Linked DNA regions of Homo sapiens: region 1 is linked to region 2. Evidence: chromatin contacts called from ENCODE Hi-C data. All regions are on one chromosome and are shown on one strand. The core of a region is the stretch at or near the end of the contact, and the rest is flanking DNA. Distances in the headings are between cores, read along the strand shown. Region 1 overlaps ANO7 (anoctamin 7). Region 2 holds the start of TANAR (TWIST1 associated long noncoding RNA regulated by androgen receptor).

Region 1 (4,242 bases), core at 1,523-4,022, 230 kb after region 2:
GGGTGGCATCCAAGGACCGAGGGACCCCAGAGCACCTGGCAGTAGCAGCCTCCAGCCCGGCCCTAGCTGGGAGAAGAGGTGAAGGGAAGGCACCTTGCCTGGGGAGGGGGAGGGGGAGTGTGCCCGGCCGTCTGCCCCGGGCTCTGGGCTGCCCGCCCTGCAGCTGCCCTGTGGCTGGCTGAGGTCTTCTGGGTTGTAGTTGTGGGAGACGCTACCCCTGGGACCAGCTTTGGCTGGGGAGGGGGTCTGGGCTCCTGGACCCAAGGCTGGGGTGATGGCTCTGTCCGTTCAGAGATGCTGCGGCTGGGCCAGAGTATTCCTTGGCATCCCCAGGCCCCAACGCAGCACAAGAGGGAGGAGGAAAAGGAGGTCCCAGGGTTGATCCTCAGACACACGTCTGCCTCAGATGCCCCTGCCAGGGACACCCTGACCACAAGGCTCCCATAGCCAGAGTCCTTCAAAGAGGCTGCCCAGGGCCTCGCCTCCCGCTCAAGGCCAGACTGACCTGAACGCCCTCCCAGCGCCCCCTGAACACCTGATCTGCCCCCAGAAGGCAGCTCCCAAATCAGCACTGACATTTCTGGGCCACCAGGAATAGCAGTTGGGAGATGGTGGCCATGCCACATCCCGAGAGATGGCCCTGCCTCTTGGAACTATTGGTGCTGTGAAACCACAAGACCATAAGGTGCAGGGTGGAGCTCTGTGCCTGGCAGGAGCAGGGCACGGATGAGTGACAGTGTGATAAGGCAACATGCACACATGCCCCTGTGTAGGACGAACCCAACACGTGGGCCTCCACATCTGCTTTCCCTGGGACACCACAGTCGTCCTCGTCCACTCCCTCCCAACCTTGGCAGAGCTCTTGGCACTGCTTTGCAATTCCGGGAGGAGCCCATTACCCCTAAAGCCTTAAGGAACAATGCGGGGGGCTGGGCGGGTGGACTGCCCTCCCACATCTGACCAACAGACACAGACGCTTTCACTGAGTCCGATCTGCAAAGCTGTTGGCTCTCACTGCGTCCACCCCTCAGCCCCAGACCCCATCCCTCCCTGCTGCCCTTCAATTGCAAAGCAACAGGCTTGTCCCGGCCACATCTCCCCCAAGGACTATAGCAGCCACTGAGACCCATGTTGGATCAAAGGCCATTTTCCTGTATTCCCGTCCCCAGGAAGCTAAAGGGCTGGTGGCAGAAGTTCCGGCTTCGCTCCAAGAAGAGGAAGGCGGGAGCTTCTGCAGGGGCTAGCCAGGGGCCCTGGGAGGACGACTATGAGCTTGTGCCCTGTGAGGGTCTGTTTGACGAGTACCTGGAAATGGGTAGGAGCCCGTTAGCAGCTGCGGCAATGGCTGGCGCCGTGGGCAGGGATGGGTGGCCACTCTGCTCAAGGGCCTCCCAGCCTGACATTCCTGTGTCTGCATCTGCCCTGAAATGTGCTGTGGGGGTGGGGTGGGAACAGAGGGTCGGGCCTGTGGAGAATCCAGAAAGGAATTCTTTTCCCCTGAGAGTGCCCAAGAGGGTTGGCTGAGGACAGAGGGGCACCGGCACGGGGAGGAGGCCCCCGCGGCCGTTGCAGAGCTCCCCTGGGGTCCCTGGACCTAGAAAGCATGGGCCAGAGCAAGGGAAGAATTAGGAGAGCAGGCCCTGGGGGCTGACAGAAGTCCTCCAAGGGTGAAGCCACAGTGGGAGGCAGCGGCCTGGAGAGCCAATGTTCCCAGAAATCTCAATGCCCACGCTATTTGCAGACCTACCACTGTCACCTTACCAGGTGGTGGCCAGTGCCAGGGGCTCACTGCCTGCACGGGTGGTGCACTCTGGAGGGTGGGTCTGTATCACCTGTGCCGTCCCTGCAGTGCAGGGTCTGACTCTGAGCTGACAAAAGGGAGAAGGAATCATCAGGCAGTTTGTTTGTTTGTTTTTGTTTTGTTTTTTGAGACGGAGTCTCCCTCTGTCGCCCAGGCTGGAGTGCAGTGGCGCCATCTCGGCTCACTCCAACCTCCACCTCCCAGGTTCAAGCAATTCTCCTGCCTCAGCCTCCCGAGTAGCTGGGATTACAGGCGCCCACCACCACGCCCGGCTAATTTTGTATTTTTAGTAGAGGCGGAGTTTCACCGTGTTGGCCAGGCTGGTCTCGAACTCCTGACCTCAGGTGATCCACCTGCCTCAGCCTCCCAAAGTGCTGGGGATTACAGGCGTGAGAAACTGTGCCCGGCAGGCAGCTCTTAACCTAGCAAGCGGGCATGTGAGCCGGCAGGCCCCGGAGCTCCCCAGCGTAGCCGCGGCATCTGTGGAAAGGGAGCAGGCCAGTTCCCAGGGCGAGGAGTGGACGCCCTGACCCTCCTCCACTGAACCCTGGACCCCAATGATCTCACTAGTAATTCTCGGCGAAGACCCAGAAGCCCCTTCCAAAGAGCCCTCTCCTAACAGCTCCCCTGTGGGGTGACTGGAGAAGCTGGTTGTAAAATCAGGAGCAGGTTTCTGCCCCAACGCCTGCCCTGAGTTAGTTCCTGAGCTCACCGAGCCGGAGAAGGCCCGTGACCAGCCAGAAGCACGGAGCGCAGGGCAGGACAGCCGGCCTGAGGCCGGTCAGGAGAGGCGGCCCTGGCGCTGCGCGGTCCAGGACGAGGGAGACCAGGAGGTGGGGGCGGAATGAGCCGCGATGGGGTGGCGGCACCACGTGGACTGGCCGGTCCTCCGCGGGGGGCGCGTTCCGAGGGCTGAGGGCGGACGGTGGCGGAGAGCCCGGCCGTGACCCCCTCCCCGCAGTGCTGCAGTTCGGCTTCGTCACCATCTTCGTGGCCGCCTGTCCGCTCGCGCCGCTCTTCGCCCTGCTCAACAACTGGGTGGAGATCCGCTTGGACGCGCGCAAGTTCGTCTGCGAGTACCGGCGCCCGGTGGCCGAGCGCGCCCAGGACATCGGCATCTGGTTCCACATCCTGGCGGGCCTCACGCACCTGGCGGTCATCAGCAACGTGAGGCCCGGGCGGGAGCGCGGGGCGGGGCGGGGGCGCGCAGGGGCGGGGGCGGGGGGGGCAGCGGGGGCGCGCAGGGGCGGGCCGGGGGCAGCGGGGGCGCGCAGGGGCGGGGCTGGGGGCATCGGGGGCTCGTAGGGGCGGGGCGGGGGGGCGGCGGGGGCGGGCAGGGGCGGGGGGCAGCGGGGGCGCGCAGGGGCGGGGCGGGGGGGGCAGCGGGGGCGCGCAGGGGCGGAGCGGGGGCGCGCAGGGGCGGGGCGGGGGGGCAGCGGGGGCGCGCAGGGGCGGAGCGGGGGCGCGCAGGGGCGGAGCGGGGGCCGCCTCGCGCTGACCCCTCCGGCGCCCAGGCCTTCCTCCTGGCCTTCTCGTCCGACTTCCTGCCGCGCGCCTACTACCGGTGGACCCGCGCCCACGACCTGCGCGGCTTCCTCAACTTCACGCTGGCGCGAGCCCCGTCCTCCTTCGCCGCCGCGCACAACCGCACGTGCAGGTGAGCCCCGCGCCAGGTGGAGGGGGCCGCGGGCGCACGAGGACGAGGCGGAGCGGGGCTCGGGTGGGGTGGGGGTGCGGCGGTGGGGAGCCGGGAGGGGCGGGCGCCGCCGGGCAAGGCCGGGGGAGGGGGGGAGCTGGGGGCGCCGTGGGCAGGGGCTGGGGGGAGGTTCCCCGCGGTAAGGGACGGAGCTTTGCGGGGCTGGAGGGCAAATCGTGGATTCTAGGTGAATTGCTAGTTGGTCATAGTGTAGCAGGACGAGTCGCAGACAGAACTCCTCAGACACCGGATTAAAGAAGGAAGAGGTTTTTTTATTCGGCCGGGGGCGTCGGCAGACTCGTGTCTTCAGAGCGGAGCTCGCCGAAAAAGAAATTCTTAGCCCTTTGAAGGGCTTACAACTCTAAGGGTCTACGTGAAAGAGTCATAATAGATCAAGTAAGCGTGAGGAACGTGACTGTGGGCTACATACATCAGCTAACGGTACAAAAAGTTTTACGGTGCTTTCTCATACAGCGTCTGGAATTCACACATAACACCAGTAGTTTTGGTCAGGGGTTAATATTATTGTTATTTTAACCGCCAGGGCCAGGTGGTGGCGCCAAGGTCATCTAGCTATTTATCTTCTGTTTCTTTCCAGCTTTTTGCTTTCTTCCTTTTCTCCTGTCTTATAAACTAGGGAAAAGGGGAGGTTGGGGAGAAACTGGGAAGGACAACAGGAGAAGTGGTGGCCTCATACCATAATAGAACCTGCAGAGCAGGTAGATGTACTTCACCCGCAGTTGTG
Region 2 (4,213 bases), core at 1,174-3,673:
GTCAGGACGCCCGCAGGTGGCCACAGCCCTGCCAGTGGTGTCGTGTGCGCCCTGCCTTGGCTCTCCCTGGGGAGGCACCATGGGTGGGGGCAAATCCCCGGCTTTGTCTCCAGTGTCTGAGCCCAGCTTTGCTGGAAACCGAGTGGCCTGACACATCACACACCCCAGAGCCCCAGAGGCCCCTGCTCATGGTGGAGATAGCCCCTCCCCAGGGGTGTGCCCTGCGGCTGGAGCAACAGGTGGGCCAGCCTGTGCAGGTGCCCCACAACCTCCCCTCTCAACGCTCACAAGGATAGTGGCCCCTGAGCTCCCGGTAGGGCCTGGGCAGACAGGGTGAGAGACCAGGAAGAGCTCAGTGGTCAAGGGGTGAAGTGACGGTCATCACCCAGTCCTGTCATCCCCCGGCCTCCCCGGTGCAAGACAGGGTTTCCAAGCCCAAAGGTCAGACAAACGTAGACCACTGTGTCCAGGGGTGGGCCGCAGAGGTGAGGCCAGGTGGAGGCACCCTGCTGGCGGGTGGGTGATCCAGTGGTCCTGGCCACTGAGCTCGGACCCTGGACGCAGGTGGACCTGGCTTCCACGCATGAAACCAGACGGAGCAGAACCATTCGCGGGGAGATGAGGGGCGCACAGCCGCCAGGTCGACTGATAGGGAAACAGCCCAATAAAGAGGAAATGGCATTCCAGGAAGCAGGCAGAGCTTCTGGGAGCCTGCACCCCAGCCGTCACTCTGGGCCCACCGAGGAGGAGCCTGCTATGTACAACACCCCCTCCCCATCACCTGAGAGGCAGCTCTCTTGTCCTCTGTGAGCATTCCACACACACCCAGGCACTCACTCCACACACACCCAGGCACTCACTCCACACACACCCAGGCACTCACTCCACACACACCCAGGCACTCACTCCACACACACACCCAGGCACTCACTCCACACACACACACCCAGGCACTCACTCCACCACACACACACACCCAGGCACTCACTCCACACACACACCCAGGCACTCAATCCACACACACACCCAGGCACTCCACACACACACACCCAGGCACTCACTCCACACACACCCAGGCACTCACTCCACACACACACCCAGGCACTCAATCCACACACACACCCAGGCACTCCACACACACACACCCAGGCACTCACTCCACACACACCCAGGCACTCACTCCACACACACACACCCAGGCACTCACTCCACACACACACCCAGGCACTCACTCCACACACACACACCCAGGCACTCACTCCACACACACACCCAGGCACTCACTCCACACACACACACCCAGGCACTCACTCCACACACACACCCAGGCACTCACTCCACACACACACACCCAGGCACTCACTCCACACACACACACCCAGGCACTCACTCCACACACACACCCAGGCACTCACTCCACACACACCCAGGCACTCACTCCACACACACACCCAGGCTCTCACTCCACACACACACCCAGGCACTCACTCCACCACACACACACACCCAGGCACTCACTCCACACACACACCCAGGCACTCACTCCACACACACACCCAGGCACTCCACACACACACACCCAGGCACTCACTCCACACACACACCCAGGCACTCACTCCACCACACACACACACCCAGGCACTCACTCCACACACAAACCCAGGCACTCACTCCACACACACACCCAGGCACTCCACACACACACACCCAGGCACTCACTCCACACACACACCCAGGCACTCACTCCACCACACACACACACCCAGGCACTCACTCCACACACACACCCAGGCACTCACTCTACACACACACCCAGGCACTCACTCCACACACACACACCCAGGCACTCACTGCACACACCCAGCACACACACCCAGGCACTCACTCCACACACACCCAGACACTCACTCCACACACACCCAGGCACTCACTCCACACACACCCAGCACACACACCCAGGCACTCACTCCACACACACCCAGGCACTCACTCCACACACACACACCCAGGCACTCACTCCACACACACACCCAGGCACTCACTCCACACACACCCAGGCACTCAGCACACACCCAGGCACCCACTCCACACACACCCAGGCACTCACTCCACACACACCCAGGCACTCACACTGGGGGTCTCACTGCCCCCCACAGCAGGGTCTGGGTGCATGCAGGGCCCCCACCTGGCAGGTGAGGGCAGAGTGGGCACATGGCCCCAGCCCACGGGGTGGCCTCACACCGATCCCTCTTTCTGTTCATCCTCCTCTCCTTGATGCCGGCCTCTCAAGCTGTCTGCACAGTTGGGCTCCTCCCTGATGGGGACATGGTGGCTCTCCAGGGCTTCAGGGCTGGACACTGCCCTTTCTACAGCATGCGTTGTTTAAATGACTCCAGGGCACCATCAGTGTCCTGCACCGCGACTGGCTCACAAACGGGGCTGAGTGGAGAGGGTGGTGCATCACATGGGCACATGGGCACAGCTCCCACCCACCCTGTGGGTCCAAGGTGCAGGGTGGGGTAGTCCTGGTGGCCTGAGGCCAGAGTCCCCGCGGAAGCTGTGCCCACCTCCCTCTGGACCGGATGCTTTTGGAGGGGCTGCCTCCAGCTCGGCATCCATGGGCCCTGTTGCCCACTACCCAGGCCTCCTCATGGCCCCTTGACCCCAGAGCCCCACACCCACCCCCTCCCAGCTACTCTCCTGCCACCCTTGCTCATGCAGCCTCAGAGTGGCCGCCAAGATCAAGGAGAGCCAGAGGTCAAGGTAACCTGTGGGTCACCCAGCTGTAGGGACAGGCCTGGAAAGCCGAGCCGGTGTTGCCGGCTCCACGACCCATCCACAAGCTCCCACCTCCAGCGTCCTGGGGGACTCGAGCTTGTTCTCCTTGGGAAGTTTGTTCACCATCCCAGGCTGGATGGCGCAGGGGGAGGGGTGGGAAGGGCAGGTGTCTTTGGACTTCCATCCGTGGAGCCTGGGGGACAGCCCCTTGTCCCTCTGCTGTGTGCTGCTGAGGCCCTGCAGGAACAGGGAAGGTGCCCACACAGCCACCCAGGCTGGCCCTGCAGAGTGGGCTGCACCAGCTGTGGGCCCAGGGTTCTGATGCCCTCACAGCCCCCTTCTGGGAGTAGGCAGGGGGCCCCCATCTGTGAAGTGGGGAAGGCAGGTGCTGAGGCCTCAGGGGTGAACCCCAGAGCAGGGTGGCCCTTCCCAAGGACTCACTGCCACCTGCAGAAGGCCCCGCAGCCCAGCCTGCCCAGGGAACAGGGGCCAGCAGGTCAGGACAGTCACGAAAGCCACCAGCCAGCTTGTCCACAAAGGACCACCTGCCCTCCAGAGTAGGGCCAGCCAATGGGGTCCAGTCACCAGCCCCTGCTGCTATTACTGAAGGGGGCCCAGCGCCATGGAGCCAGGGTGTTGGGGCCTCCCGTGGACGCTGCTGGGGGTGGAGGAGCAGGGGGCTTGCATCAGCCCTGGTTGCGACAGCACTGCCCGGGGACGCAGAGCCAGCTGTGGGCACAGTGCCCACCGTGAGTCCCTGGAGCCTGAGGAGGGGGAGGGAAGGAACAGCTAATGAGTTCCAGGAGGTCAGCTGTGAGGGGCCCACAAACCCATAAACCCTTTATTGGTGTCTCAGGAGGGGAAACCCGGATGTGGCCGTTTATTTATTTTGGATTTCACTTTTCTCTTCTCTTTATAACATGCACTTCCAGGAGTGTAACTGGATTTTTAAAGAAACAGGACTTCCTTTTTCAGTGCAGGGGACTCTCTGTTTTTCTCAGTCCTGAAGAAGAAAGGAACCCTTATTTTTTGTAAAGTTCCAACCACTGACCCTGTAACAAACTTTACCCATGCAAATTATCCCCTCTGTCTTAGGGCCCGAAACCAGGCCTGCTCCAGCCCTGAAGCTAAGAGGGCAGGTTTGTGGTGTGCCAAGTGTGTGCACTGAGCCCCAGGTCTGCTGCCCAATCCTGGGCCAGGGCCAGCACCCGACAGAGGGCATTGGGGCCAACAGAGGACTGACCTGGCACTCCAGCCCAAGGCTGTCACCCCTGTGGACACAGCCCCAGCAGGCATGACCCTCGGGGCTGGGCACGGCAGAGCCTGGAGGCAGCCTGGTTGGGAGAGCAGGGCCTGGGTTCCAGGCCTGCCTCAGCGCCTGCCTGGCCCAATGAGCCTGTGACATCATGGGATCCCTTCCACACCAACTCCCCAT

What was found. Hi-C counts contacts between places; a loop is a spot of excess contacts on that map. Pooled maps may share reads with other maps.
Region 1: a map of OCI-LY7 shows a loop between it and region 2 (17-fold over the local background). The contact joins the enhancer-like site here to the promoter of TANAR in region 2. A Hi-C loop is called at or near these places in 2 of 168 maps with a recorded cell type or tissue (OCI-LY7 and endothelial cell of umbilical vein), 3 of 37 single-sample maps with no recorded cell type and 6 of 50 pooled maps.

What each region holds. Positions count from the first base shown.
Region 1 is chr2:241,214,924-241,219,165 of GRCh38, forward strand. It overlaps ANO7 (anoctamin 7), which reads left to right. Exons shown (of 25, transcript NM_001370694.2): 19 at 1,170-1,315; 20 at 2,763-2,968; 21 at 3,316-3,458. Among named protein-coding and RNA genes, the nearest start is that of ANO7, 28 kb to the left of the region's middle. RefSeq lists enhancers at 1,375-1,906, 4,014-4,113 and a silencer at 2,541-2,670. Within about 2 kb of position 2,773, at least 31 of the 41 ENCODE cell types and tissues checked have a DNase peak (open chromatin) inside an H3K27ac peak, as active enhancers do.
Region 2 is chr2:240,983,714-240,987,926 of GRCh38, forward strand. It overlaps TANAR (TWIST1 associated long noncoding RNA regulated by androgen receptor), which reads right to left and starts at 2,424. Exons shown (of 2, transcript NR_186276.1): 1 at 2,186-2,424. The region is part of intron 28 of CROCC2 (ciliary rootlet coiled-coil, rootletin family member 2); the gene reads left to right. RefSeq lists enhancers at 1-149, 1-118, 150-656.